Regions from separate parts of the Mus musculus genome. Here all the other regions are linked to region 4. The links are chromatin loops, found by intact Hi-C in ENCODE. Cell type or tissue: gastrocnemius. All regions are shown on one strand. Links, peaks and the distances in the headings refer to the core of each region. The heading gives the core; the rest is flanking DNA. Region 1 overlaps Cfap97 (cilia and flagella associated protein 97). Region 2 has its middle 31 kb from the start of Slc25a4. Region 3 overlaps Gm39168 (a long non-coding RNA gene). Region 4 has its middle 4.7 kb from the start of Cenpu. Region 5 holds the start of Acsl1 (acyl-CoA synthetase long-chain family member 1).

The links. A loop is a pair of places that touch in the nucleus more often than their neighbours do. Peaks named below come from ENCODE experiments on the same cell type or tissue, not always from the same donor. Only the 100,000 strongest peaks of a DNase experiment are listed, where the experiment ranks them.
Region 1: it touches region 4 in a loop (5-fold over the local background); 8 of 42 quality-filtered maps call a loop at or near these places.
Region 2: it touches region 4 in a loop (7-fold over the local background); 25 of 42 quality-filtered maps call a loop at or near these places.
Region 3: a loop joins it to region 4, with 17 times the contacts of the local background. A loop is called at or near these places in 39 of 42 quality-filtered maps.
Region 5: it touches region 4 in a loop (2.2-fold over the local background); 13 of 42 quality-filtered maps call a loop at or near these places.

The regions. Positions count from the first base shown.
Region 1 is chr8:46,182,915-46,188,978 of GRCm38, reverse strand. The region is part of intron 3 of Cfap97 (cilia and flagella associated protein 97); the gene reads right to left. Among named protein-coding and RNA genes, the nearest start is that of Cfap97, 22 kb to the right of the region's middle. In gastrocnemius, for the core only: a CTCF peak has its summit at 3,434 (motif pointing left); a DNase peak (open chromatin) is centred at 3,414; H3K27ac peaks cover 583 bases.
Region 2 is chr8:46,239,422-46,245,485 of GRCm38, reverse strand. No RefSeq gene overlaps it. Among named protein-coding and RNA genes, the nearest start is that of Slc25a4, 31 kb to the right of the region's middle. In gastrocnemius, for the core only: a CTCF peak has its summit at 3,406 (motif pointing left); a DNase peak (open chromatin) is centred at 3,393; H3K4me3 peaks cover 321 bases.
Region 3 is chr8:46,307,598-46,313,661 of GRCm38, reverse strand. All of the region lies in intron 3 of Gm39168 (a long non-coding RNA gene), which reads right to left. Among named protein-coding and RNA genes, the nearest start is that of Gm39168, 9.0 kb to the right of the region's middle. In gastrocnemius, for the core only: no CTCF peak of the experiment used is centred there; a DNase peak (open chromatin) is centred at 2,302; H3K27ac peaks cover 1,039 bases.
Region 4 is chr8:46,544,375-46,550,438 of GRCm38, reverse strand. No RefSeq gene overlaps it. Among named protein-coding and RNA genes, the nearest start is that of Cenpu, 4.7 kb to the left of the region's middle. In gastrocnemius, for the core only: CTCF peaks have their summits at 2,958 (motif pointing right) and 3,906; DNase peaks (open chromatin) are centred at 2,949 and 3,828; H3K27ac peaks cover 1,576 bases.
Region 5 is chr8:46,466,855-46,472,918 of GRCm38, reverse strand. Acsl1 (acyl-CoA synthetase long-chain family member 1) reads right to left here and starts at 1,882. Exons shown (of 21, transcript NM_007981.4): 1 at 1,689-1,882. It overlaps Gm31050 (a long non-coding RNA gene), which reads left to right and starts at 1,869. Exons shown (of 2, transcript XR_378936.3): 1 at 1,869-2,314; 2 at 2,420-2,928. In gastrocnemius, for the core only: no CTCF peak of the experiment used is centred there; DNase peaks (open chromatin) are centred at 1,339, 2,052 and 2,580; H3K4me3 peaks cover 2,082 bases; H3K27ac peaks cover 2,805 bases.

The DNA of each region.
Region 1 (6,064 bases), core at 651-5,650, 360 kb after region 4:
TGAATTAGGGAAGGCTGAAAGAATTTGAGAAGGGTGATCCTGTAGGAGGACCAGCAGTCTTAATTAATCTGGACCCTCAAGATCTTTCAAACACTGGACCGCCAAACAGACAGCATACACCAGCTGATATGAGGCCCCCAACACACATACAGTAGAGGACTTCCAGATCTATGTTCATTCAGAGATGATGCACCTAACCCTCAAGAGACTGGAGGCCCCAGGGAGTTTACAGGTCAGATGGGGTGGAGGGTGGAGGCATCCATGGAAGATGGGGTGTGGTGGGGAGGAGGTGTAGGGTGTGGACCAGTCAGAGGGTGAGAGTGGAGTGGTGGGGAATAAAATATGGAGTATAAAAAATAAATTACAAATAAAATTAAAAAAGAAAAAAAGCTGGAGCAGCAGCCACTGCCTAGTGAAGTCTTAACAGCTAGAATGAGTTCTTGTTGAGCTCAGAGTTCCGCCTGACTGTAGTGTCTATCTGCACTCTTTCTAAAGTAACATACAATCTTTCTTTGTAGACAGAGAAGCTATACAATGTAGGTAACAATTTTTTCTAAAATGATAATCTCCCCTACTTGTAATTGCACAAAAAATCCTAGGCATCACACTTTCAATACATTTTACTGGGCAAAGATATTATTTGTGGATTTCTCTGATTATCTGAATAACTACTCATTAAACTATATGCAACAGAAATCTCGGCATTTTCAATTAATCTGATAAAATTATATGTGCATGTGTATTTTTTTCCTAGTAGGGGAACAATATTGGTCATAGATATACCAACAGCTCAGGTTATACTTTCCCTTCAGAGCTCAGCTTGCGTTTTTAAATATTCTGACAGTCCCATGGTTTCAATTCCTTGTCACTGATTTCTGTTTGGATTTTTGAGATAGGCTGTCCCTCCGTAGGTCAGCTGGCCTCACGCTGGCCTTGAGCATGAATCCTGAGAGCTGGGAGCACAGGGATGTTAGTCCATCTGGAGGGGAGGGAACAAATTCATTGTCTGATTCTCATTTCTGAAGGAATGGGTAAGGCAGTGACTGAACTGAGTGAGCACTACAGCAACACGTGATAAAGTCTAAGAAATAGGTACGGTTGCCAACATTCCCAGGGAAGGAGTTACAGAGACACAGTTCAGAGCAGAGACTGAAGGAAGGACCATCCAGAGACTGCCCCACCTGGGGATCCAGCCCATAAACAACCACCAACCCAGACACTAGGCAGATGCCAAGAAGTGCTTGATGACAGGAGCCTGATATAGCTGTCTCCTGAGAGGCTCTGCCAGTACCTGACTAATACGGAAGTGGATGTTAGCAGCCATCCATTGGATGCAGACACAGGGTCCCCAATGAAGGAACTAGAGAAAGTACCCAAGGAGCTGAAGGGTTTTGTAGCCCCATAGGAGGAACAATACTAACTAACCAGTACCCTCAGAGCTCCCTTAGAATAAACCACCAATCAAAGAAAACACATGGTGGGACTCATGACTCTAGCTGCATATGTAGCAGAGGATGGCTAGTTGGCCATCAATAGGAGGAGAGGTCCTTGGTCCCGTGAAGGTTCTATGCCCCAGTATAGGGGAACGCCAGGGCCAGGAAGTGGGAGGGGGGTTGGGGAGCAGTGGGAGGGGAAACTAGGAAAGGGGATAACATCTAAAATGTAAATAAAGAAAATATCTAATAAAAAATAGGTACGGTTGAGAAAAGGGTTCATTGTCCACACTTAATGTTACGAGTTTAAATGTCATTGAGCCATTTACAGAACTATATGTCTGGGTCTTGAGATATGTACACACAGAATCTGCCCAAAGTAATATTTTGTTTCGGTTTCATAATGTTCTAAAATATTGATAGGAATTTGCATTTTGTTACCAATTATGAAAAAAATAGTCTTACATGGTACACAGAAAATAAGCCGGGTGGTGGTGGCACACGCCTTTAATCCCAGCCCTTTGGAGGCAGAGGCAGGTGGATTTCTGAGTTTGAGGCCAGCCTGGTCTACAGAGTGAGTTCCGGGACAGCCAGGGCTACACAGAGAAACCCTGTCTCGAAAACAAACAAACAAACAAACAAACACCCCCAAAAAACAAAAACAAAAAAACCCAGAAAATATTAAAAATAAGGGGTAGTTCTTTGTAATTCTGTACATAGAAACAAACCAAAAAGGCTTATAAAGATACTATTTTAATATCCCAAAAGATTTTAAAAATGACATTTGGAAGTTCCTTGACAATGAGAAAAACAGCCAAGTTGAAAACGTTCTGTAGAAATGTAAGGTAAGAGCATAGATTTGATTGTTGAAGGTGTGTTGCTTTCAATGCTACCATTTTCTCCTGCCATTTGTTCTGTGACAGGGTCCCATGTAGTCCAGGCTTTGCCTGCACTTGCAGCGTAGCCTAGGGAAGCCATGAACACCTGATCCTCCTACCTCTACCTCCCAGGTGCTGGGATGACAGGTGTGGGCCACCTCTGGGGCCCAGAACAGCCTAGATTTAAAACAATGCTAAGACTCCCCTACCACCTTTCTCTTTGGCATCTTATAAATGTCTTGTAGATTAAGTCTAGAACCACTGTTATTCATCTTTGTGAAAAAAAAAAAGTAACAAGTATCCAAAAGTCGGGAAAGTAGAGGCAAGGGCATCTCACATTTTCCCAGCTGGAGTCCTACTGAGCCGCAGTCAGCTCTCTGTCTGCCACAGAAGGATGGTAACCGCAGAAAGAGGAAAATAACACTAAGTGAACTATAAGTTATTCAAGACCTCAGTGGAAGGTTCTGGCCATCCAGCAAACTCAGAGTCTTCACTGGATGCTTTTAGATCTGAAACTTTATGAAACATTGTAGTTTAAAAAAAAGTTAATAGGAAATTCAGAAGCAGAAAAATCTACTTCTCTGGATTTAAAACTCTTATCCACGCGAGGAGGGGCGGGGAGAGGGAGCGGGAGACAGACAGACCTTAGTGAGAGACGGACAGCGTGAGAGACAGAGACACCTTAAAAAGCAAAATGAAAAAAAAAAATTTTAACTGAAGTTGTAGACTGCTTGTGACCACTTGGGGGAGGCTTATTTCATCCCTAACATTGTTGAAAGCAAGCCCCTGCTCTTTTACCTGAGGGGAAAACCTGACATATAATTCGAAAAGTGAAATAAGCTCATTAGATGCTAAAATGAAACAACACACCAGTATCCTTCTGAGAACTCTCTTGCTATGTCTATTTTTGTCTCTCTGAGAAAAAAAAGGAAACATAACATGTTTAAATGCTAGCAAAGAAATCCACCCACCAATCCACCCACCAATCCATCCATCCATCCATCCATCCATCCATCCATCCACAAGGAATTTCAAGATTCAGGACTTAAAACCCTGTTTTGGAAACAGTCTTGCGGTAACAGTCAGTATGAAGCAAGCACGCCCTCTGCTGGCAAAACTGTATTTCTCTCTACCCTCCCTCCTTTCCTTGTTGCTGGAGACTGAACAAGCAACAACACTTTAGCATCTCCTCTGTACTCCCTTGATTTACTTGGATATAGTATCTAAAGAGAAGAATGCTAATATCTGCCCACTGAAACAGAGGATAGACCTTGAAATTTAGTGGGACATAGTAACAATTTGCTTTGAATTCTAGGGCTCCATTTTATAGTCTACACTTCTGCATAGTACTTTACTGTTTTAAGTTTATTCATGCAGCTCCTGGAGTCCAGTATGCTAATGTGTGTGTGTGTGTGTGTGTGTGTGTGTGTGTGCGTGTGTTTTAATAATCATGACAAACAATGGACCTTGTTTGTTCATATACCAGCCACAGATATAACTACATGCATGTGTGTACAAGCATTCATTACAACCACAATCAATCAGCCAGAAAACAGATTAAACCGAGTATTAGCTCACACTGTAGGAAAACTTAAAGCCAATATGGCTCTCTGAAGTTTGGGAAGAGGTGAGCTTGGTCCTGGAGCCTACACAGTGGACAGAAAGAACTGACTCTTCAAGTTATCCAATGTCTTCACATCCACGGTAAGACAGAGAGAGAAAATGTTTAAATAAACAGAAAAATAAAGAAGGGTTTGGATATAAAATAAACATAAAAACAAGTAACAAATAACCAGTTAGGAAACATGAAAACTATATATAATAGCACAAAAATACACCAGTTCTAAGCTCATCAAAAAGAAAAGTCAAACTATCTTATCACATGGGCTGATTACATGCTGACATGCCAGGACTTTGTGGGCTGTGGCTCTGATAGTTCAATGACAGCATTTCCAAGACCTGGATTTGACCTGCAGCACCAATGAATAATCAAACAAAATTAAATATAGCAATATCATATACAGTCAGTTGAATAAAGCCATGTTCTGATGTGTAACAAGTTACACTGGAAAAAATACTTGTTTACATATGTAAGTTACAATGTATATGGAGCAAAGAAGAATAAAATATTGGCAGTTTCCCACTGCTTTTAAATCTTCACTTTTGAAGCCATGTGTGGTGGTGCCTACTTTTGATTCCAGCCCTCTGGGAAGCAGAGACAGGTGGATCCCTGTGAGTTTGAGGCCAGTCTGGTCTACAGAGTGAGTTTCAGGACAGCCAGGGCACAGAGAAACCTTATTTCAAAAAAACAAAATGAAACAAACAAAAAGATCATTGCTGGAGGAATAGTGAAAGCTTTAAGAAGCTGCTGACAGTCCTCACCTATGAATATTCATATGAATATAATGCATAGTCAGACACTAGTGGGCTGAGATTTTCCATCTGTTAAGTCCAGGCTCTTTAAAAAGCTAAGCACACACCTGGTGCCTGCACTGGAAAGGAAGAGCAAGAGAAATAGAAGTTTAAGGCCAGCTTGGGTTATACAGTGAGACCATATCTCAATATCAAAACAAGACAACAACAACAACAAAAAAAATGAAACAAAGAATTACTAGCATGTGGCCCAGCAATTCCAGTTTCGACACTTAAGGGAAATGAAGCAGAGACATGAACAGACAGTTTAACGTCAGTGTCCATCTATTACAACTGCCTAGAGTGTCTACCAGCAAAGGGTATAATCACAATGTTACACACTTACAGGGGAATCTCAATCAACTTAAAAAGTTTTGATACAAGAAGCTGGAGAGTCCACTTACTAGTGAAGAGCACTTGCTGCTCTTGCAGAGGACCTGGGTTTGATTCCCCAGCACCATCAAGCCGACTAACAATCATTTGTAACTCTAGTTCCAGGTGTCCAATGCCCTCTTCTGATTTCCATGGACACCAGGCATGCATATGATGCAGACATGCATAAATACATACATACATACATACATACATACATACACACACACACACACACACACACACACAGGCAAAACACCCCTAAGCATATAGAATAAATACATCTCAAATTGTTTAAGTTTTGATACATGCTACAAGATGGATAAATTTTGAAAATACATTAAAGTGAAATAAGCTAGCTACAATATTGCAGTCATCCACTCACATAAAATATCTAAAATCAACAAATTCATAAAGAAAGGACCAGAGGGAAATAGGAATGGCGATAAGTTATAGTAAAAACAAGATAGTAAAACTCAGTGAGCTGTAATCTTGAAGTAGATACGGCATGCAGATTATACTTAAAACTGTGTGTTTTTTAAAGTAATCCAAACCCGATACCCTAACCCTGAATCTGTGCTCTGCTCCCTGCTGTCTGACCTCGAGCCTTACTGTGTCCTACTCAGTGTCTCATTTTCTCTCATGCCACCATACCATGCGATTAAATGACCACATGAGGATTAAATGACCTAACATTTACAAAACAGAAGTAAAATTGCCAATTAAAAAAGGCTTCATATCCATATGGACACATGAAAACAAAAAATAAACTAATGTTTGTGACATTAGTAATTCCACATTTTCACAAAATATGAATCAAACATGGTTAACATGATATACAGAAGGCTACTGTGCAGCTAGCTCATCACACACAAAACTCATTTCAATGACTTTATTGGTCCCCACTCCTGGCTATGTGTGGGATGCCTTGGGGATAGCAATGGTGTCACCAGGCCGTCTTATACAGAC
Region 2 (6,064 bases), core at 548-5,547, 300 kb after region 4:
TGCGTAACTGGGACGCCTGATTTCAACCCTCAAAACCCCAAAAAGGTGAACGGACAGCATGAACTCCACAATGTTGTTTTCTCAGCTCCACACGTGTAGCTTGTGTGTCCACACACAAAAATAATAAATTTTAATATTTTAAAACTTCTTGGGCTGGGCCGTGGCGGTGCACGCCTTTAATTCCAGCACTCGGGAGGCAGAGGGAGGTGGATTTCTGAGTCTGAGGCCAGCCTGGTCTACAGAGTGAGCTCCACGACAACCAGGGCTACACAGAGAAACCCTGTCTCAAAAACAACAAACAAACAAACAAACGAAAACAAAACAACCCCCCCCCCAAAAAAAAACACCAAAACTTCTTTTAGCAGAGTTATTTAGGGAAGAGAGGGACAGTGTTAGGAAAAGGAAAAATGGTTGTTGCTTTAAGACGAACTTTTGTTTATTTCTTTATTTGAGGGTGTAATATGTCTGAGTGTGGGTGATGTATGCAGTATGGACATGTGTGTACGCAGGGTCTTCTCTATCACTCTCCATGTTGTTTCCATGAGACAGGGTCTCTTACTGAACCAGGATCTAGACTGGTGGCGCATGCTTACCACCCAACCCAACAATTCTAGTTCTAAATATTTATCCAAAATAAAGGAAAGCACATGTCCCTACAAAGTCCTCTGCATGAGTGCATATCAAAGCTTGGCCCAGACTACCCCAGTGCTGGAAACAGCCTCAGAGTCTAACGGTTTGGACAAACCAGTTGTGGCACAGACAGAGTCAAATACTGCAGGACACTGATTGCCTACACCACGACAAGACCTCAGGACCAGGTGACACGATGTAACACCGGGTCCCTACAGGGTCTCAGTTCTGAAAGAGGGAAAACAGAGTGGGCGGGAGAGAACTGACTTCCAGCCAGGGGAGTGTCAGCACTTGTAATTAGTGTAATTCTGCACGCTGGGGTTCCCTTTAACTTGGCAGTTGTCAAAACTCTCTAAAAGTTGGTTCTAAAGTCTAGAAAATTATGTAGCCCAATGAAGATCTTTTATGACTGAAAGTGTATATGTAATGTGTCTACTATATACACATACTAGAAAACTAGGGTTTTATGTGAGGGGAGTGTTTTGTTTTATTTTTTCTTTCTCTCTCTCCCTCCCTCCTTCCCTCCCTTCCTTCTTTTCTTTCTCTCTTTCTCTCTTTCCTCCTCAGTGCTGGAGATTGAGCCCCAAGGCCTTATTTGTGTTTGGCAAGTGCTCTACCACTGTGCTATATCTCCAGGATACATTTTTGTACATAAGATTCTTTGTAGCCCAGGTTGGTCTCAGACTTCCGATCCTTCTGCCTCGGCCTCCAGAATGCTAGGTTTATCAGTTTTAAATACTAGGAAGGATTCTCTTAGCTGAGTAGGGTGGTTCACACCTTCATCCCAGGAATGCACAAGTTTGAGTCCAGCCAGAGCTACATGGTAAGTTCCAGGCCACCCAGGGCTGCACAGTAATGCCTGACCTCAAAACACACAAACAAAACAACAGCTCTACAACTGTCAAGTAGGCACTTTGGGAGCCTGTAGTAATGTTTTATGTTTCTATTATTAGTGTTATATAAATTAAATAATGAGGCCAACATACAGTATTTGAAAAGATAAAGTAATGCTATTTAGTTACCATTATCTAGGCAAAGTGGGGTTATATAAAACAGGTTCTGTTTATTACTCTCTATGCATATCATTTAAGTGGTAAGACATTTTTTCTTTATTTTTTCAAGCCAATAAAAATGAGTATATTACAAAAATTTATAAAATTTTAGTTTTAGTCCTAGGTTTTCTTCCTCTCTCACTCTTTCTTCCTTCCTTCCTTCCTTCCTTCCTTCCTTCCTACCTTTCTTTCTTTCTTCCTTTCTTTCTTTCTTTCTTTCTTTCTTTTTTCTTTCTTTCTTTTTTCTTTCTTTCTTTCTTTCGTTGTTGAGAAAATGGAATGACCTCAAAAAGTAGGAAGAACCCTAGGAAGATTATTTCCAGGGTTGTGTGTGTGTGTATGTGTGTGTGTGTCTGTCTGTCTGTCTGTCTGTCTGCCTGCCTGTCTGGAGGTGGGCTAGGGATCCAACCCAGGGCCTTACTCATGCAAGCGCTCTACAGCGGAACTGTTATTCCTAGCCTTGGCAACTATGATCTCAAGCGTCTTAGACTCTGCCAGTCGTCTCTCCAGCAGCAGTGACTCCTTTCCTGCCTTTCATTTTCTTTTCTTTCCACACACATTTGCGGAGGATCACATTTTGCGGGCTCCTGAAGCTCAGCTGTGTTGGTTTAGGAACAGAGCAGATCCCTGTCCCCTGCCTACCAGATGTCAGCTCCCCGGCCCCCAGCTGTCAGGACCTAAACAGTCTCCAGGCATTGCTAACACCACCCCACCCCCGGCTAAGGAAACTGATGTCTAAACATTGAGTTTAAATACATAATTTTTTTCTAAACTTTTTCTACCCGTGTCATGTTAAAATTAACAAGCATTCCCTATACTGGATTCTCTTTGCTTTTTCACTATGCTTCTGCTACTCAAAGGAAAGGCAGAGGTTTTTTTTTTTTTCTCCTCATTTAGAATCTCACTGTGGACAGGGCCTGGGAGAGGAAATGACCAGAACTCCCCCAAAGGGAAAACTCCCTAATGTATCCTAGGATGCATTTCCAGTTAATCGTGCTTTTCTCTATGACCATTTCTGAAAGGCGCAATAAGTTCAGGATATCAGAGACTGTCTCCCAGGGGCAAAACAGAGACGGCATCTTAAGGTCACAAGAAATATAAAACATTCAACTTCATGTGTCCATTTCCTGAAGCACAGTACAGAAAGCCTGGCTTTTAAAGCACAAAATGTGTTATTTTGGTATGATTTTGTGGAAAGAATAGAATAGAATAGAATAGAATAAAAGAATAGAAGAATAGAATGGAAGTTTTTAAAGAGAAAAAGGAATTTTCAACTAGAAAAGATTAAATAATTTTGAATTGATTGTTTTTCAAAATTATTTAGAGAGAGAGACAGAGGAAGGAAGGGAAAGAAGAAGAGAAAAAGAGACAGGGGGAGAGGAAAGGAGGGAGAGAGAAAGAAAGATGATAGTGGTTATCAGAGGCCTATTTCGCATTCAATTAGACTTTTTTTTTTTTTTTTTTAAGTGTTGTAACTTTAAGAACATTTCGGTGTTTTCAACGTGCCAACACTTACCGTATCTCTTCACTTAGTTAAACTCACTGAATAATGTCACAAATACATTTTAAGGTTTGTGGGCGTTGCGCAGAGTTCAAGATAATTTTAGAATGCAGGAGTAAAGTTTTAAAGAGCACTTGGCCAGCCATCACATGGGGGTAGGGATGGGCGCGCTGACTGCACAGCTCAGTCTAAACTGAGTACACACTGCCACCTAGTGGCTACGAGATTTTCATGCTCGCAAAAGGGTGTGGTTCCCACCTTTCCAATTTCATCTACAAGATGGGAGTGTGTACTTACCTCAGAGCTGAGGGAAATAAGGAAGGGAGTATAAAATGTGTCTGTCATGTCTCCCTGTCCCCACTGTATGCCTGCCATCTTGCTCTAACCATACATGTTACTGTATGCCGAACTGAAGCACTGCAGTTTGAACGCTAAGTTGATGATTGGTGCCTGTAAGTTGAAACACCACCAGGATCGGTACACCCAGCTTCAACCACCAGGACTGGGGATTTTCAACCTGTGCTCAGAACCAAGGTAGAAGTGGTGTTATGGTGTTAGAGACAAAACCCAAGGGTCCAAGGTTGGGGTTCTTTCAGCCAAGTGTGAGACTGGCCCCAAAGCAGAGACAGACACCTGACAAGCTCTCAAGATGAAACTCTTCAGGGGTATTGAATGGCATGTACACCAAACTGTGATTGGTCCCAGAACTTCCCATCACTTTAGCACAAGTGCAAATTAAAGCTTATTTCTCTGAAAGAAGCCAAAACCATAAAATGGAAAAGGGAAAGCATCTTTAAAAATTGGTGCTGGCCTGACATGGTGGCGCACACCTTTAATCCCAGCACTCGGTAGGCAGAGGCAGGCGGATTTCTGAGTTTGAGGCCAGCTGGGTCTATAAAGTGAGTTCCAGGACAGCCAGGGCTATACAGAGAAACCCTGTCTTGAAAAACAAAACAAAACAAAACAAAACAAAACAAAAAACAAACAAATGAAAAAAATTGGTGCTGGTATAACTGGATGTCTACATGTAGAAGAATGCAAATAGATTCATATTTATCACCCTGCACAAAACTCAAGTTCAAGTGGATCAAAGAGCTCAATGTAGCTCATATACACTAAATCTAATGGGACAGACAGTAGCAAACAGCCTTAAACTCAGTGGTATTGTGTCTCTGTACTAAAGATTTCCAGTGTGTATGGTACTGTAAAGAATGACTGGTTTTTTAATTCCCAAAAAAAGAGAGAGTAATCAGCATAGAAACAAAACTTAAAATGAAGCTGAGGAGGGGGGGTGCTGTGCTGGAGAGATGGCTCAGCACTTAAGAGCACTCGCTACTCTTCCAGAGGACCTGGGCTCAGTTCCCAGCACCCATACCAGGCAGCTCACAACTGCCTCTAACTCCAACTCCAGGACATCCAACATGCTTCTGGCCTCCTCAGACACTATACACACATGCCAAGAAGCACACGTACCCATAAGATAAAAGCAAATAAAGAACAAAAAGAGGACCGAACTGAAATAGTTGCCTTGACTGAATGCTTACTTTAAAATGGACGGGTGAGAGAAGAGTACACTGAAATAAATTTGTGGAGTTGACTCCAACTCTGGCTACTGTAGAGGCGAGGCTAATTTTTCTCTTGTCACAAAAACTATAAAAGCAACATCAAATATATAATTCCATGTCTCAGGATAGAAAGTACATATAGGGTCAGGAATCTAGCCTTGGCTACTGTTCTCTTTTTCTGTCGGTTTGAAACCTCACTTTAAAAAGGTAAATGTGGTGGTTTGAATTTAGTGGCATCTCTTACCAGACTTTGAGGGGTATCTTTTACTTCTATTATTGTAAGTGGTGCTTTAAAAATGGATTTATTTAAATATAATACAATGGTTTATTCATATGACTATAATCTATAATCAAACTTTTGGGATATAGTTCAGCTTCAAATACAAATATTGTGGTTCAGCAAGATTGTTCCTATCAAGTCTAAGACCCTGAATTCAGTCCCTAGAGCCCACACGGTTCTAAGAGGAAACTGAGTCCCATAATTTGTCTTTGATCTCCTCACACAGGAAAGAAAAGGAGGAGAGGAGAGAGAGGGAGGAGAAGGGAAGAAAGAAAGGAGGGAGAGAGAGATGGGGAAGACCTGGTATAATAAGCCAAGAGCTATTGAATTTATTATTAAATTGGGACTGGAGATATGGCTCAGCAGTTTGGAACACTTGTTGCTTCTGAAGAGAACCCAGTTTTGGTTACCAATGTTCACATGTGGTCCACAGCTACCCACAACTTTAGTTCCAGGAGATTTGGCATTTTCTTCTGTGTCCCAAGACAGCAGGCACACATAGGCTTCACATTCAGGCAAAACACACACACGAATAAGTCTTTGGGAAGTTACTCTTAAATCAATGGAATATGACAGCTTTTGAACAGGAAACTGACAGTGGTCACACTTATGGTTTAAAGGATCGTACATCTAGCAACAAGAAATGATGGAAGTCCATGATGGAACAAGTCCATGATGGAAGAGGGCAGACGAAACACAGAGGCCAACTAAGAGGTATCTTTACCATCTGGGCAAGACAAAGTAGTGTGAAATCAAATGGACAAGAAAGAGAAGGTAGGAATTATTTTTATACTACTCCGGTGGCTTATTGCGTGGTGTGGGGAGAGTGTGTAGAGGACAGAGACAGCTTTTAGCTTGCTGCTTTGGACCCAAACTAAGATGCAGGAGGTAGGAGACAGTGTTAAACAAAGTAACTGATGTGGAGCTTAAGGGTACATGAATGTGAAACTAAAAGATAAGCAGTCTGAGCCAGACGCACACAAGGAGTGTCCTTGGCGAAGTTCTGATGCCAAGGCTGCCGGCATCAGAAATGCTT
Region 3 (6,064 bases), core at 408-5,407, 240 kb after region 4:
ATCAGATACCCTGGCCTCTAAGAAGTCCATGAGGATGCAAGATGTACTGTTGAGATTGCAGGGGAAAATAACTTCCTGGTCCTCTGGTCCTCTGGTCTTCCTGGTGTTGAAAGTAAGGTGCTGTCACCCATTTGACAGTTAGGTGCTGTGTGTTAGATGACAGTGTAGTGAGACAGGCTATGTGGATTTAATCACAAAGTCACAGACCCTGCATCTTTCTTCCATTTGTCTTCAACTTAACCCATGCCTTGTTGATTTCCACAATTCACCAGTTTGTTAAATAGTTCATCCAGTGAGTGCTTTGCTTATGTTTTATGCAAAAGAGCAAGACCCTCAGAACCTCACATGTGGACTGAAGACGCTGACATTTGATGAGCAGGTTACAAAACGGGTGATACACGACACTACCGCTTTCAAATTATGACTCTATTACTGAATTGTAACTACAGGACCGTGGAAGAGATCAGTGAGTGGCTAACTTGATAAGCTACTCCAGTCAGTGAGCAATCTGTACAAACACATCTGGATTCTAACAAACAAACAGCCATAGCAATATGTAGGTGCGCTGGTGGTTGGCAGAAATATTCGTTGTGGGCAGGTGAGTGTTTTCAAGGGTCTAAAACCTCATGATGTTATTATAGAAGACAATATGAATATTGCCTAAAGTTTAATCTACCATATCATAATAACAAAGTAATTGTGACTATAGAGTCAAAATAATTAAAATATAAACAGACAATCGTGCAGGGGGCTAGAGAAATATTTTAAAAGGTAAAGGCACATGCCACTTTTGCGGGACTCTAGTTCATCAGTTCCCAGCATCCATGCCTGGGGACTGACAACCACAGGTAACTCCAGCTCTAGGGGACCTGACACCCCACACACACCTCTTCTGGACTCTCTGGGCTCCTCTCCTGCACATAGCTTCCCCCTACCCCCGTACACAGAGACATAATTTACAATCAAAGAAATATTTCTAAAAGGTTAAAATGCAGAATAAGAAAAAAATAAGAATTAAACTAGAGATGATGGGGAAACTTGGAATTATACAAAACTTTAGATTTTAGTATGGCCGTTAGAAATGACCAGTGGGGACTGAGGAGAAAGATAGCTCCACAAAAAGTTATCCAAACTAAAGGGGTAATCTTTATTTTTTCATTTGAAATTCTAAGGTAGAGTTCCTGATGATAAATGTGACTTATTGGTTTTTAACTATAGTCATTCATAAGGGAACTATATTACTTCTATTCTGATAGCTTTTAAACAAAACTGAAGCTAAGCTGGGAGTAGTGGCCCACGCTTTTAATCCCAATAGTTAGAAGGGAGAGGCAGATCTCTGTGAGTGACAGGACAGCCAGGGCTGTTATACAGAGAAACCTGGGTTTGGAAATACTAATAAATGAAATAAAATAAAATAAAATAAAATAAAATAAAATAAAATAAAATAAATTGAAGCTAACATAATAAATATTATGAGACAACACTGAATCTCAGTTAATGAAACCTTGCCAGAAGACTCTGCTTACAGCGAAAGACATCAGTATGAGTAGCAAATTTATCCAACTACAAAACATGATAAATTCAATGAATCAATCATTAGGCAAGTTGCCCTTCTACAAATGAAACACTGACCAAATGGTTTTCATTAAATTGCCTGAAAACCTTCCATATCCTTGTAAACACAAGAGATCTGATTATAAAGGGGTGCTGCCGGCAAAGAACAATAAACTTTGCATGAACCAGCTGTGACTTCACAACAATTGCTGTACTAACGATTCCTAGCATTTCCTTTATATGGAAAGAGCCCAAAAAACGGGGTTAACAGACACAGGCCCATGACACCTAACAGAAAAAAAGCGAAATGAGCCTGTGTTCCACATGCAGCCTTGGGCAGACCATCTGTGTCCGTGGTTCTCAACCTGTAGGTTGCGCGCCCATCGGAGGTCGAGCAACCTCTTCACAGGGGTCGCCTAAGACCATCAGAAAACACAGATATTTACATTGCGGTTCATTACAGTAGCAAAATTACAGTTAGGAAGTAGCAACAAAAATAATGCTACGGTTGGGGGTCACCACGACATGAGAACACTTCCCAGACAGGTTGATCAGTGAAAGTTACTTCAGTCAGTTCTCTTCTACCTTGTTAATCTTTCTTTTTGAATGTACTTTAAAACTGTATTTAGAGGCCAGGAGGTAGTTCAGTGGGTAAAAAGTACTTAGGGCACAAATATGGAGGAGAGATCTCCTCGGAACTCATGTATAGCTGGAGGCAGCTGCCCACGTCTGTGTTCTTAGCGCCCCCTACCGGGAGATGGGAGGCAAAGACATGCGGCTCTAGCGGTTCACGAGCCTCTTGGCCTAGCCTGTGAAGCAGCGAGCATGAAGACTTCATTTAAAGGGAGGCAAGAAGCAAGAACTGACACCCAAGGTTGTCCTCTGACCACATCCATGTGTCTACACTGCTCGTACAACGGCAGGCACACCCATGTGAGCACACAAGCAAAACAATTAAGATTTAAAAATCTATGCTTTTGAACGATAGATACTAACACAACTTACTAATACAGAGAAGCAGTTTCATCTGACTAAGCTTGGGTGTCAGGTGTGTCATCAGAGCCCCATCCCCTTTACTAATATGCTTGTGGTCTAATCCTATACTCCCCTTATTTTCTAAGGGAAAGGGGGGAAACTAATCTAGTTTTATTGTTTTTCAGTGAAATTCTGTGGCATCCTGGAAATGCACACAATTACTAGAATGTTCTTCGAGGCTCATTGCGCAAATAAACTCATGGGTGAGAAGACCTTCTTTTCCTCGAATGTGTCAATTTGGGGGTGGGAAATTTTTCAGTGACTGATTAAAAAGGAGAAGACTGTTGTGAGCTTGGGTGGAAAGGTCTGTAGAGGGCTCTGATTTCTCGTGCAAAGCCAGGGTTGAGGATGGGGATAAATATAGAACGCAGTAGAAAGAAGGCCCGGCCCATTTTCCTGGCTCTGTCAGAACAGAGGTAGGAAGGATATGAAGATTTCATAGGAAACCATTTTCATAGAAATCTGGCAATTGAAGCCATATCTTCACAGAAAATGGTCCTTCCTTCTTTTCTTCCGTGTAACTCAGTGTCACAAGAAGAAACCTGAAACCAAGGCCAGAAACAAAGGAGCCAGCCCAGAGTTGGCACTGGCTGGCTAACATCCCCAAAGCAGAGGAGAAAGAGGCAAGCCAGGAATTGTGGATTCCTGGTACCAGCTTTTCTCCTGCCTTGTCTCCAGATCAGGGCACAGCGCCCAGAGCTTTAGAGTCCATTTTTGAAGAACAAACCAGTTGTCAAGAGCATATAGAATTAAGAAATATTCAAGACACGAGGAGACTTCTCTCCTACGAGGAAGATGTGTCTGAGATGTGTAGGAAGAGGTGAGAGACCGAGGGAGGGGAGGGGGATGTGGACAGCCCTGCAGGGAACCCTGAACAGGAAGCTGTGTTCACAACAGCAAAAGAGGAGAAACTACCAATGAGTGTGGGACAGCAAGAGAATCTTAGTAACCATGACATAAGGATAGTCCCGATGGGGGAGCTGGAGGGGACTCCGTAGAAGACCATCAGAGTCAACTAACCTGTACCCTTGGGGGTTCCCAGAGACAACCAAAGGGCATACAAGGGCTGGACCTAGCCGCCCCCAGATGCAGCTTGTTCTTCATGCAGGTCCCAATAACTGGAGCAGGGGCTGTCCCTGACTCTGTTGCCTGCCTGTGAATTCCATTCTCCTAACTGGGCTGCCTTGTCTGGCCTCACTGGGAGAGGATGTGCCTAGTGCTGCAGTGACTTGAGGTCACAGGGTGGGTTGGTACCCAGGGGGGACTCCCCCCCCCTTCTCAGAGGTGAAGGGAGAGGTTGGGGGAAGTGTGGTGTGAGGGGGACTGGGAAGAGAAGGACACTGTGATTGGGATATAAAGTAAATGAGTGAATGAATGAATGAATGAATGAATGAATCGAAAAAATAAAATAAAAGTGAGTTGAAGAAGAGGAGGAAGAGGAAGGAGAGGAGAAGGAGGAAGAAGAAGAGGAGGAATCGATGTACCCAGAGCTGTTAGAAACTTGGGCTATACATGTGAATGATGCTGACTGATAGCTTCATAAGAACTGACAGGGATATACCATGGATACTTTGAGTTATGACTGAAGGGCAGGGGCCCTATCCACACATAAGAGCAGAACCTTGATGGGAAAGGAAGACATAACTGAGAGACAGCCAGGAGGACTGTCCTCACACATCCAGGCTGCCCAACCAAGATCTCCAGAAAGGACCTTAGGCCCATTCGGCTTTGTTTGGATACCAGTAGGGACCATCAATAAACTCAAGGGAGGAAAGGGATAGGATCTGAGGTATGGGACACTCGGCTCTATTCGGACCCTTTTTGGACACGAAGGGAAAGGAAATGGATGTCAGAGGTGTGAGACAAGCCCGCTGCTCCATTGCATCTGAATGGAGATTGAGCAACGGGACCAAGGCAGGGAGTTCATTGATGGGAAGGGTGAAGATGTGTATGAACTAGACAGGGGTGGTGGCAGACACCTATAATCCTAATATTTAGGAAGTAGAAGCAAGGCAATTTTGACCTCAAGTCCAGAATTAGTTATATATCAAGGCTGTTTCTCAAAAAACAAAAACAAACAAAAAAAAACCCAAAAAACAAAAAACTAGGCTGGGAATATGATTCACTTAGAGAGCACTTGCTTAAAATGTATGTTCAAGGCCCTGGGTTCCATCTACAGATTTATTATATATATGAGTACACTGTCTCCGTCTTCAGACACACCAGAAGAAGACATCGGATCCCACTACAGATGGTTGTGAGCTACCATGTGGTTGCTGGGATTTGAATTCAGGACCTCTGGAAGAGCAGCCAGTGCTCTTAGCCGCTGAGCCATCTCTCCTGCCCACATTTTTTTAAATAACAGAGTGAATAGCGCTTGGAAACTGAAAAAAGGGAGCCCCTCTTTTCTGCCTGCCCTGGTGGACATCTGCATGTAGAACCTCAATTCACTGAGACGTGAATGGAAGGATGTCAGCACGGAATTATCACCAGGTATAGGGAGGAGGAGGCTAGACCCAGCCCTAAATGGCTTGGTGTGTGTGGCTAATCTACCTCAAGTATACCCAAATGGAGAGATGGAAATTGCTGTCTGCTAGTCAGGAGAAACACAGGCAGGGAGCAGAAGCAGAATTGCTGAAGTAAAATGAGGAAGGGAGTGACAGGTGAAAATCTGTCATTCACAAAATCTCTTAAACTGGGGCCTGCAGGGATGGCTCAGCAGTTAAGAGCGCTGACTGCTCTTCCAGAGGTGCTGAGTTCAATTCCCAGCAACCACATACACGGTGGCTCACAACCATCTGTAATGGAGTCCAATTAAACAGAGTGACAGTGTACTCCCATACATAAAATAAATAAATCTTTTTTTTTTGAAAAAAAAAAAGAAAGAAAGAAAACCTCTTAAACTGAATGCAAAAGTAAAAGAGGACCCAGGTAGCTTGAGACAGAACTCTGGAGGCACACAGAAGACCAACAGAAAAAAGAAGAAAAATCCTCAACAGAGATTGAGAAGAGGCGAGAGATCTCTTCTCTATGATGTCATGGAAACCAAGCAAGCAAGGACCTTCACGTGACAAATGCTAAAAGATGACAAGTGTCCACTGACCACAAGGATGCTTAGGACATACCTTCTCTGCTCTAGCTAATCTGGGATTAACTGGATATCCAGACACCACGGCCTAGTCATGGGAACGTGCAAGCTAACTCAGAACAGGTGCTTGGAGATGTCTGTGGAGCGCCCTAGTGAAACCCGAAGACCCCACACCTCTCATTCCTCTTCCCCTTGGCCTGCCTCCTTCAATGCCTTCCTACTTCCCCCTTCTCAATTCTCCTTCCTTGATGACTGTGATGGTTTGTATATCCTTGGACCAGGGTGTGGCATCATCTGAAGGTGTGGCCTTGTTGGAATAGGTGTGACCTGGTTGGAATGGGTGTGTCACTGTGGGTGTGGGTATAAGATCCTCACCCTAGTTGCTTG
Region 4 (6,064 bases), core at 572-5,571:
AGTCGTGGTCAGCTTTGCATGACACCAGGTTTTGTACATTGTTTTGTGAACTGTAGACTGTTTTCTTTACCCCTCCCTCCACTCTGCCTACTCAGTAAGTTCTAAAGAGTTTCACATCTCCTGTCTACTGAGATGAAACGCTTGTGTTTATGACGTGCGTTTCCCTCAAGGTTATTTCTGTTTCCTCGTCATCGAAAGGTGTGCGTCCTCAATTACCCAGAAACCATCTGGATGACTGCCAGAGGAGGGCAGATCACCTTGTGGGTATTGCAGGAAGTTCCTCATGGATGGGTAGAAACGGGCTTCCTGGAAGCATGGAAAACTGGCATACTATAGAGAGCAGAGGTAACTCCATTTTCTGGGAAGGGAGATGTGGATAAACCTTTTATGCTTTGGAGTTGGGGAAAAAAGAAACCACTCGGGTGCTCAAACAGGAAGGGGACTCCTCCCTCAGTGGAAACGAGCAAAACTCATCCAGATAGGTTTAAATCATTAAAGTTCTGAGTTTGTGTCACGGAGACGTCCAAGGATAGGATGCCTGTCACGCTGCTTTCTCTGTTTGATCCCAAGTTTCTAGAGGTCACTGGAGCTCTGAGGACATTGTCTTGACCTTTCATCAACCTTAACCTCAGGCTGGGTTCTATACCACCACCACTTCCACCACCTCCACCAGAACCAGCACCTGGATTTGCTCTGACCCGGGCACTGTTCTAAGTGTTTAATTTCTATCAGCTCATTGAATGCTCTAAGTAGCCCTCTGTGGTGGGTACCATAACCCCATTTTATGTCTATCAACACTAAGGAACAGCCCCATCAGTAGCTAACAGATCTGCCTGCCTTTTCTTGAGCCAAGGCTCTGGATCAGGTCTGTACCTGGCAGCTATGCTGTGTTTCAGGTTTGAATTCCACCATTCATTCATTCATCCATCCATCCATCCATCCATCCATTCATTCATTCATTCAGTGTGAAAGCCCAGAATCCTCAGGAAGAGGCCCAGCATACATGTGCCTGTCTATGTTGCTCAAGCTTTTTCATAGGCCCTATGCATGCTAGGTAAGCACTCTACAATGGTGTTACCTCCCAGGCCCCCTTTTTGCTTTTAATTTGAAAGGTATTCCCACTTAAGTTGCTCAGGCTGCCTTTGAACTTGTGATCCTCCTGCCTCTGCCTCCTGACTAGCTGGGTTTACAGGCTTGGACCACCAGACCCAGTCAGAGTACTAATTGAAATGCTATTTATAAACAAACAGCTTTTGTGGGCACATAGACATGTCAGCATTAACAATCATGCTACTCAAAGCCAATTCTTGTGGCTGGAGATAGACAGTCTACTCCCTAACCTCCTGGAATCGCATAGGTTCCCCCAGGAACTGGGTGAGACAGACAATTCAAGCCCACTGCTTCCAAAGCTGAGACAGACAATTCAAGCTGGTCACAGGAAAACTAAAATCCTCATCTCCATATTTAAACACCTGGCCTCAGCTTTGCTCCACTCTATGAGGCTATTTTTCTTCAACACCCACAAAGTGCAGTGCATCTCTGGTTGAGGGAGAGAAGAACAGAGGGCAGGAGCTCTTAGGTGATGTCTAGGCTGGTCATGGCATGGTTAAAGCAGGCCAGTGTGTAACACAGACTCCTGGTTAGCTCTAGCTGATTGTATGGGCGAGCCGGCATAGCAATTCAACCTGGAAACATGACTTAAAAGCTTCTATTGGCTGGTTGTGTTGATAATGGAAACCAGAGTACCTGAGCTTCCCAAGAGGTAAAGCCAGAGTACAGCCCAGCTTAGGGTAGGAAGAGAAGGACACTTATCCTTACAGAGGAGCAGAAATGTGGTGCTACAAGGTGACCGATTAGTGGAAGGGTCAGGAGAGGGGAGGAGCCAAGGAGGGTCCAACCTTGAGAAAGGATTCAACCATGAGGAACATCCCATGAAGGGAATGGTGGGCTGTGTTGTAGGGAGGCTGTGTCCAGTGTTTTCTAGTTCACATGGCAGCTGTATTGAGATGTGCCTTGCCCACCACTGCCTACCTTTGGTAAATGTTGACTGACCTCACCAGTCTTGATGTACAGCTCATGGGTAATGAATGAAAGCCCATGTTTGTTGCCAGGGGGAAGGAGATAAGAGTGGAAAGGGGGCTGAGGACCCAGAGGTGGAGACAGCGGTGTTGCCTCAGTCCAGAGTGACCTGGAACAATGGGAGCAGGCTTTAATGACATCTGAGAAGAGATTATTGTAGAATGGGCTGTGGAAGTTTAAATCACATATATTCCTGTTTAGAAAATTGAAGAAAAGGCCATTGCTGTTATAATGCAAAGGGAAGTAAGTCGAGTCTCCTAATGTGTGCTTAGAATCTCAAGCCTTATGCCAGCCTGAGCTACAGAGCAAGGGTATCTCACAAAACAAAGCCAGTCAGGCAAGGTGAGACACACCTTTAATCCCAGCATTTGGGAGGCAGAGGCAGGCGGATTTCTGAGTTCGAGGCCAGCCTGATCTACACAGTGAGTTCCAGGACAGCCAGGGCTACACAGAGAAACCCTGTCTTGAAAAACTAAAACCCACCCCCCCCCCAAAAAAAAGAAAGAAAAAGAAAAGAAAAGAAAAGAAAAGAAAAGAAAAGAAAAGAAAAGAAAAGAAAAGAAAGGGAGGAAGGAAGGCAGGCAGGCAGGCCTAAAAACAACTAAAAGCAAAACAACAAATACCACAAAGCCCCTTGAATGCTTGGAATAAACTGATTGTGTGTGTGTGTCGGGGGGGGGGGGTCCCCATGAAGATTCGTCTTCCCTGTAGAGTAGTTTGATGTATACATTGGTCTGTATCCTGAATTTGTAGCAGACGTTTAAATGGGATTGTTATTTCCCCTTTGGGACTATGAGGACAATAAGAACATGGGGACACTAGGCAGGACACTGAAGGGCAGAAAATGGTTGTCAGATTTTTGCTCAGCAGTGTCCACTAGAGGGCAGAAAAAGAAAAGGGACTGGAGACTTCCAACTGTAACTGGAGACCAGTTAAGATCAAGGACTGATGTTGCTTAACTCTTTCTCCCTTTACATGAATTCTATTCTTCTATAGCTTAGGAAAGGCCTTCCTGTTACTATCCCTTTAAAAGTCTGATCTTTCTTTCATCACACACTCTCGGGAGTGCTCGCATGAGCACACACTCACTCTCTCTCTCTCGCACACACACACATACTTTCATCTCTCTTACACACACACACACACACACACACACACACACATGAAACTTTATTTATAGGGTCTAATATAGCCCATGCTGGCCTTGACCTCACTGCCATAGCTGGAGATGACTTTGAGGTCCTGAGTCTCTGGCCTCTACCATGTCAGGTGCAGAGTCTGGTTTTATACCATGGAAAGGAAGAGAAGACCGCCAAATTTCCTTGTTATTTCCCTTCCTACGGTGCTTCCTCAACATTGAGTAGGCACCAAACTTCCAACCTCACAAATAAAGGTTGTTATCTGTTTCAAACAGACCAACCGCTGACCGACCATCTGTAGCTGTGACATTGCAAAACAAGTTGCAGTCCTTAGGAGAGCCAGGGAGGGAGGGGCACTTGCCCACAGTTGTTCCCTTTAAGAGGCAAGGAAGAGGTGACATTCTGTGTCTTAAAACTGGAGGGCAGAAAGGTGTTTCCAAGATGCCCAACAGTCCGGACCCTAGACACATTCACATGTCACATGCTTACCAATAGCGCCGCTGCCCCCTCCCCCCCAAAACAAAACAAAACAAAATAAAACATTAATCTTACTTGCTATGTAACTAATACTGGCCTACTTTTTCCAGCCCCAACTGGAACCATGCCAGCCCCCATGGCTAAATTAATCAGGCCAGCAGTTTGCAATCTCACGTGTTTCAGATTCCATTCCCAGCACCCTGGAGGGTTGAGAGGGGACTGCGGATGGAACCTTGGTGGGAGAAACTCCACCCAAATCCAGGGTTTCTCTAGCCTCAGAGTAGCCTACTCTCCGGTTTCCGACCACTGTATTATAATCCAAACTGATATAAAAGAATCAAGGAAGTACAAAAAACAGGAGAGGGAGAGGGAAATGAAAGGACAGGACTTTCTTAGGGAAATAAGGAGAGAAAAGCAAAGAAAAGAAGGATGAGAAGAAAATCTCTACAGTAGAGGGGTCTCCACAGTGCTACTGCTAGCTATGGTCAGGACCTCCTGGGTCTTCTGGGTCAGGAGATGTAGTTTACCAAGAAAGCACTGCCTAGCATGCTCGAGGCCCTGGGCTCAATCCCTAGAACTTCAACTTAGTAGGAAACTAAACATTTAACATTTTCAATAACCTTGCTCATTGTGACATGACTTTTGATTAACCCCGAGATTTTGCACAGTCGCAAAGCTGGCCCTGTTCAAATGGTCCCGGGCAGTTTCCCTCAGTCAGTCACTCTTTCTGCAGCCAGACCCACGGGTGCTCATCTGTAAAGCCAACACTGGAAAGGCAGAGGCAGCTAGGGCTCAGTGAGTTCTAGACTAGCCTGTGCTAACAGTGGGTTCTAAGTCATCTAGAGACTCTGCACTGTAAGACCCTGTCTCAAACATAAGCAAGCAAGCAAACAAACAAAACGTACAACCCAACTCTGTTCAGGCGAGGATGTGAACAGCCTCAATGGCCAGAGGTGCCACCAGCAAAGCGTCCAGCAAATGGCTTCCTGGTTGACACATGACACCCTCTTTTTTTCAGTGGTGGCTTCTTCCCCTGCTGTGTTACGCCCCTCATGGCCAGCACCTCACAACCCTTTAACCTTGTTTACTGAGTATAAAAGATCACAATGCCCTCCCTACTCTCCACTGCCCCATACAAGCAGTCCATCCTCTGGGCTTGCAAAACTGTAGCTTTCTTGGAAGAATTGATTCCCACGCTCTGAATAAATAAATAAATAAATAAATAAATAAATAAATGCAATAAATGCCTAGAACATGACTGCCCCTAGGTATGGAGGGGGAGAAAATTTATTGTAGATAAAAGGGAGAGCATTCCAAGAAGACAGGTCTGGAAGTCCAGAGTGAATGTGACCAGACTGACTGGGCCATGTGCGGAGAGGGGAAGGGGAAGGGAAAAGGAGAGGGAGGGGAAACCTGGTGCAGCAGGCAAGAGGCAAAGGTACAAAAAGGGTAGGTAGCTAAAATGTCGGGATTATATAGGGAAGCGCCTCGGGAAGGAAAAGGGCTGGAGAACTCAGGGTAAGAGTGAGGTATGCCACCCATACCCTATAACAAGTAGGGACCTGAGGGATGCTGGGAGAATTTGGAGGCCCCGTCTGCTTTGAATTGTAAAAAAGGCACTTCAGCCCTTTGGGGGTTTGAAACTGAACACAATGTAACTAATGAAGTAGGTGTCTGCCAGGCAAGGATAACGCACAAGGTCTGTGCTGGAAACAGTAGTGTAATGCATTTGGGGAACCGGATGGTCAGCATGGCCCAAGCAGAGCTGACTAAGTGGCAAAAGATGAGGCTGGAGGCAAGTGTAGACAAGTGTCCTCCATTTCTTTACTCCCACAGTACATGCAGAGACTAGCGACAGACATTATCACCCAAGCTCCACAGAACTGTCAGCTCAGCTCCATGCTGGGATTCTGACCGGGGACAAATGGCTGAGGCGTGTATTTTAACTACCGGTGTGGACCTGACCTCCAAGTTCTCCCAGCATCCCTCAGTCCCTAAGAGTTACAGGGAATACCCAGCCCTCTACCCTGAACTTTCCAGCCAAGGGGCTGGGCTTCCCCTCCCTGAAAAACTCTTTCCTATAAAATGCAGACATTTTGGGTCTCTCTCCTCTCTTGTCTCTTTGCAAGTGAGCATCTTTTCTCCTCACTCCTCTCTCCCTCCTCATGGTGACTTCCCTGGCCTTGTTCCTTGGGAGCAGTGAACCTGCGCGAGGGCAACTTCCCAATAAACCTGCCTTTATGTACTCTAACTCGGCTTGAGTTGACTTATCTCACCCGTAAGAATAAGTTTGTTTTGTTTGTTTTGGGTTTTTCGAGACAGGGTCTCCCTGTATAGCCTTGGCTGTCCTGGAACTCACTCTGTAGACC
Region 5 (6,064 bases), core at 367-5,366, 77 kb after region 4:
CAAGGCCAGCAAGGCCGTAGGGAGAAAGACACAATCTCTACAGGTAAATGACTCAACCACCAGATCTTACTCCAAACATGGAATTCCACAGTTCTAGATAGCCATATCCAAACTAAAGATGTGCTAAAGACATTAATTCACAACACTGTGACATGTTGGCTTGCATTTGGTGACTTCACATTTAACTCAGGAACTGAGTAGCTGAAAAGTACCTGTATGGTATAAATAGATAACCTGTCCCCACTGTGCCAGATGCCACGCATGTTAAATGTCAAAATTTCCAAGGCCTCATGATTTCAGTCAGGCTGTAATAATAATAAAACACTGATAAAATATAAATAACAGAGACAGGAAGGAAACATGTGAAAATGCTTAGAATCACGAATGGGGAGGGGTTTTTTGTTTTTGTTTTAAGTTTTGTCTGTTTACTGTAAATTTAGAAGAGGTAAGTGAATAAGGTGTGTTGCTTTTTTTCTTTTTTTTTTTTTTACCTTCTCCAGTCATATAATTTTAGCTCAAGATCTCAATGCAGACCTTTTACAAAGAACCAGCCTCCCACCACAAAGGGATTTCCTTCAGCTGAACTACAAGAAAAAACATCTCCCAGGATCCGGCCCTGTCTGTTTTCTGTTGTCACACCTCACCACATTGCTCCAAACCGATGGTTCCTTTCCGTTGCTCCCATTCTTAACCTTGCCCATTGCAGACCTTCAGTTCTTAACTTTGGTGAACTAGAAGGGTTTGGATGATTTCTGAGTTACGCTAATAATTTTCATTGGGCTAACCACAGATTACGTTTTGAAACGTGTATCCCAGAAACATAATCAAATGTCAAGTCCTTAAAGGGAAGACTAGAGATGGATACTCACAGTTCCAAGAGGAAGCATTTTCATAACGGCCATTCTTAACTAGGTTCCATAACCATGAGCTTGAGCGGTGTGGCAAGATGGTCTGTAAGCTCGGGCATAGTGCAGTGATTAGATGGAGCTGCCTTCTCTAGATTCTAATCCATGTGATCTTTTAAGTCCTGTATCAGCACTCGGGGTCTACGTTTCAAGGTGATAAATATCATTTTTGCTCCCTAATTTAAAAAAAAATTAAAAGCCAGATTGCCTTAAATCAATGACTCCATCACCACTGTGTGTAGTGGCTCTGGGAGCTCCTCTTGGAGACACCGCGAGAATTTCTACTTATGACATCGGGCTCTGAGCGCTGCTTCTGACCCTCCTCGAACGCTCGGCGCAGGGGCACGTCACAGAGCGGCACCGGGACAGTCCGTGTCCACGCGCGGTGAGTGCGCGCCTCACAATCCCCGCCTCTGGGGGTACGAGGGATGCGGTGGCGGAGACGCCAGGGTCCCCAGCAAGCAGGACCACCTCTCGGCACCTGAGCCGGGGAGGGAAGGTCCCAGCCGCCACACCAGCCAGGGACCGTGCAGAGAGGAACCTCTTGACTCCGCGGTGCACCAGCCCCGCGCGCGCACGGCCCGCGGGGGAACCCGGGCTCCGGCACCGGAAGCGGCGGCCGCCGGAGCGGCCCCAGAGCCTCCCGAAGCCGAGGGAAACGAGGCCGTGGAGCCCAGGCCGGAAAAGCGGAACGTCCCGCAGAGCCGCGGGGAGGTTCTCCCGTCTCGGCCCGGCTAGGGTCGCCTTGGCCGACTCGCGGCCCTTCGCGGCTGGCGCACTCACCTCCTCCGCTGCCCGGGCTGCTCCACAGGCGGCTGTCACTGCAATCCACGAACTGCCCCGCGCCGGGTTGCGATGCTATTTAAGGAGTCGCGGCCGCAGCTGCTCTCTTGGCTGCGCCACCGGCGTTGCAGCAGCAGCAGCAGGGCCGGGCGGCTGGTAGTGCGCGTGCCGTGCCACGCCGCCCCGCCCCGTCCGCAGGCTCCTCCCCGCCCCATCTCTTAGCGCGCCCACTCCCCCTCGCCAGCTCCTCCCCTCCTGTCGCACAGGTCGAGGCTGTCCCGCCCCATCACACCCACCGCTCCTCTCAGGTCCCGCCCCATCGGCGCCATTCCCGCCTCCCAAGCCCCGCCCTATCTGGGCTGATCCAAGCCCCTCAGACCCGCGGTGCCTCTCAGGCCACGCCCACCAGCTCCAGTCCTTCCCCTCCGGCCGCGCCTCCTCGGTCTTTTGCCCCGCCCCTTAAGGCCCAGTCCTCCTTCAGGTCCCGCCCAGTCCTGCTGACTCCGCCTCTCCCTCCAAAGCCGCAAGGTGGGCGTGGCCTCCCTCAGGTCCATGAGCATGGCTGTCAGCAAGCAAAAGCCACTAAGGTCACCCAAACTGCCCTCTAGTTTCACAACGAATCTGAGGTAGGGCAAAGGGTAAATCTGGAAGTCTCCTGAACCCTGATAATGTGATGCTATGGAATGTTGCAGGTGCCCTTTAGCTCTTCCATCCTTAACATTCTTCCACAGCTGACACCTTGGCATAGCCTCTCTGCTTGCTTCTCTGCTTGGAGGGACCACGGTAGCTGAAGAAGTCCCATCTTTCTTTAGCACAGATATACACGAACCCCTTTAATCCAGTTTCACCACGGTCCCCACACCAAGTTTCGCCACAGTCCTTGGCTAGGAATACAGGACTTCCGCAATATCCTGGCCATGAGGCATCTCTGGACAACCCAGGCCCCTGTGTGGTTCAAGTGAAAAGCAGACTTAGTCGTTGCTCAAGGACGGTGTCCACCTGCCAAGTTTTAAAGGCTTGTCTGCCCTGCTCAGCCTTGGCTCTGTAGACTTGACAAATCCCTTGGGAAAACCTTTTAAGGGCTACCAACGGCCAATGCAAGGCCAGTAGGATGGCTCACTGGGTTAAAGCCCATGCCTGTCACAAAGCCTGAAGTGCAATTCTCAATCCTCAGGACTGTGAGTTACCATGTGCGCATGTAACCCTTCTTCAAACGTCATTTTAAAAAATCTTAAAGATACCCCAAAGCTTTAAGATAATCTTTTAAAAGGTTAAATACTAGAGCCATCACTGTTGCTCAGTGTCCAGAACTGGTCAGTGTGGTTAAGGTAAGATGTAGATCATGCTAACATTTTGAATGGGAAAAAAAAAAGGTCAATATAATTGTTGCCAGGTTCACCTCATGCTATTGCATGAAGACAGTCATCCAGGTACAGGAGGGTTTGCTCCCAGCATTAGATGGAAGTCTTTCTAATATTGCCTTAAATTTGAGGGACAATTATTGCCAGAACACCTCTAATAACATATCATTTACTAGGTGACACTGTTAATCAACTATAATGTCCATAACCCTATGAGGTGGTACCACCTTTGGTCCTCTTCTGTAGAACAGGAAACTGAAGGGCAGAGTCAGGTATAAGAAAGGGCATGGCCGCCGGGCAGTGGTGGCGCACGCCTTTAATCCCAGCACTTGGAGGCAGAGGCAGGCAGATTTCTGAGTTTGAGGCCAACCTGGTCTACAGAGTGAGTTCCAGGACAGCCAGGGCTACACAGAGAAGCCCTGTCTCGGGGGAAAGAAAAGGGGGTGGGGGGGACCATTCTTAGAATTCAAGATCATCTGCTTCTAAACCATGGCCTTTATAACCACAGAGGCCTCCCCTACCCTCTTGGGAGATGATTCATTCCCTCTAGTCACAAGTATACTCAAGCTGACTCATCAAGGAATAAGGACTTTTCCTGGGTGTCTCTGGCCTTCCTCCTGTGGAGTCTGAGGCTCCTTGTCCAATGTTGGTGAGGCAATCCTCACACAAACAGCTGCCATATCAGCGCTGCTTAATCTAGGGGGGTCACAACCCCTTTGGGGAGGCGGGGGAGGGATTGAATGACCCTTTCTCAGGGGCCGCCTAAGACCATTGGAAAAACAGATATTTACAATTCATAGCAGTAGCAAAATTGTAGTTATGACACAGCAATGAAAATTTTATGGTTGGGGACCACCACAATATGAGGAGCTATATTAAAGCATGGCAGCATTAGGAAGGTTGAAAAACACTATAGCAACCGAGTCTTCTAGGTCCTTGAGATTACTATCTTCCAGGTCTATAAGACTTTATTGTCTATAAGGAGAAAGAGACTCCATTCATTTTCAGTTGACTACATCTTGGCTTCTTTGAGTCTCTCTTCACCTGCAATATTACTCATTTTTCTCCTCTCCTTTTTATTTTTTTGTTAACATAAATTCATTTATTGCAGGTTAGGTAAATCTTGAACAGTAATGCTCCTACTGGTCTTTGAGTTAGTCCCTTCAGTCTTCAGATGGCAGACCTGACTGAGACAGAAGATATATTGTAAAACCCAGGCCCCCTGCCAGCCACTGTTTACATGGACAAACCACGATGCCAGGTGCCAATGGCTTATCTTTTCACCTTGGTCTTGCCACAGAAGGAGCAAGTGTGTTTGGCATGCTTCCTCATTTTCAGGAGGAAGGCGCTATGGTGGGTCCCATATATCTCTGTGCATTTAGCCATGTCACTGGAAGCTAAGCCCATGCCTTATCTAATCTTCAGCCCAGGGCTACCTTAGGCATTTTCTAGGTTCTGTAGTACAATCCTTTTCTAGTACCATGCAACCACACACCAGAAATGAGGTGATTTCAAGAAAAGAAATATGTAGTCCCACTGTTTGGGTGACTTACAAGAGTGAGGTGTCAAGATTTGTTCCTGAGGTCTGCAAAGGAAAGGACTCTTCCAGGTCTCTCTTGGACTTGCAAACATCTGTCTTGGCCCCTTGCCTTTCTATGCCATACTCCCAGTGTCTCCTCCCCCAACCGTCCTTTCCAGTGTGTGGTCTAAATCTCTAAGGGGCACAGTCATATGCATGAGTGCCCAACCTAAGGCCCTAAATTTTAACTTGATAGTCTCCATTAAGATGTCATTCTCCAACACAGGAAGGGTTACCTGTTGGCAGTTGACAGGGAGCCTCTTGCCTCATCACATCCCACGGTAAGACATTCATCCCCAAGTTAGATATCTCAAGTTGGATCCAAGCCCTGTATCGTCATCAGTGTTCTATTGGTGTGAAGAGACACCATCACCATGGCAACTTTTAGAAAGGAAATCATTTAACTGGGGCTGGCTTATAGGTTCAGAGGTTTAGTCCATTGTCATCATGGCAGGAAACATAGAGGCAGGAAGGCAGACGTGGTGCCGGAGAGGTAGCTGAGAGTTCTGGATCAGTAGGCAGCAAGAAGAGAGAGATCCACTGGGCATGGCTTGAGCCCATAGGGGCATTCCTATTTAGACCTATTTAGATCCTGATGCAGGGATATTACATTTTGTAGAGCCAAGCATAGAGGAGTCAATTGGGAGATTTCTCTATGGAAGCTAGAGTCTCTTCTCTGTTGCTTAGCCTCTGTTCCATTTGACCTGATTTTTTAAAAAATGTGGCTAACTCCAGCTATACTCAAATCTGTATCTGTCTAAAAAAATCAACTGATCAGTCTTCTAGAAAAACTAGGCAGAGATTAAGTTCTCTGGGTGAAAAAAGACTGACTGGCAGGTTGGCAGTGGCCTCACGTCTAAAGTTTCATTACAGTCATCAACTGCAATGACGCTCCATACACACGGATCAACGGCTTTGGCATGGCACCACCCACAATGGGCTGGGCCCTCGCCCATCAATCAGTCATGAAAAATCAGATGGATCTCACAGAAGAATTCTTCTCAACTGATGTTTCCTCCTTTTGTCTAACACTAGCTTGTGTCAAGTTGACAGAAAACGATTCAGCACATTCATAAATCCTCGGAAGCTGTCCCAACTCTTCTCATGTCTCTATTAAGATATGGCATAGTATTTGTACTTGGTGGTAGTCAGTTGCTTAATTGGATATTTCTAGCCATTCATGTGTGATCAATGCCAATTAGTGGTGTGTGTGTGGGGGGGGGGGGTTGAGAATAAGAAGCACATACAGTTTTGGAAGAGTTCTGGAAGCCCCTTTAAGAAAATTGCAAATATAAAGTTGGACATAAAACTGAATATTTGCATGGAGACCACACATTTAAAGGGGCGCAACAAGTGAATATGAGTTGAGGCCTAGCCTCCAAAGCAAGTTCTAGGTCAGCCAAAGCTACATACTGGGACCCCTGTCTCATACCAAA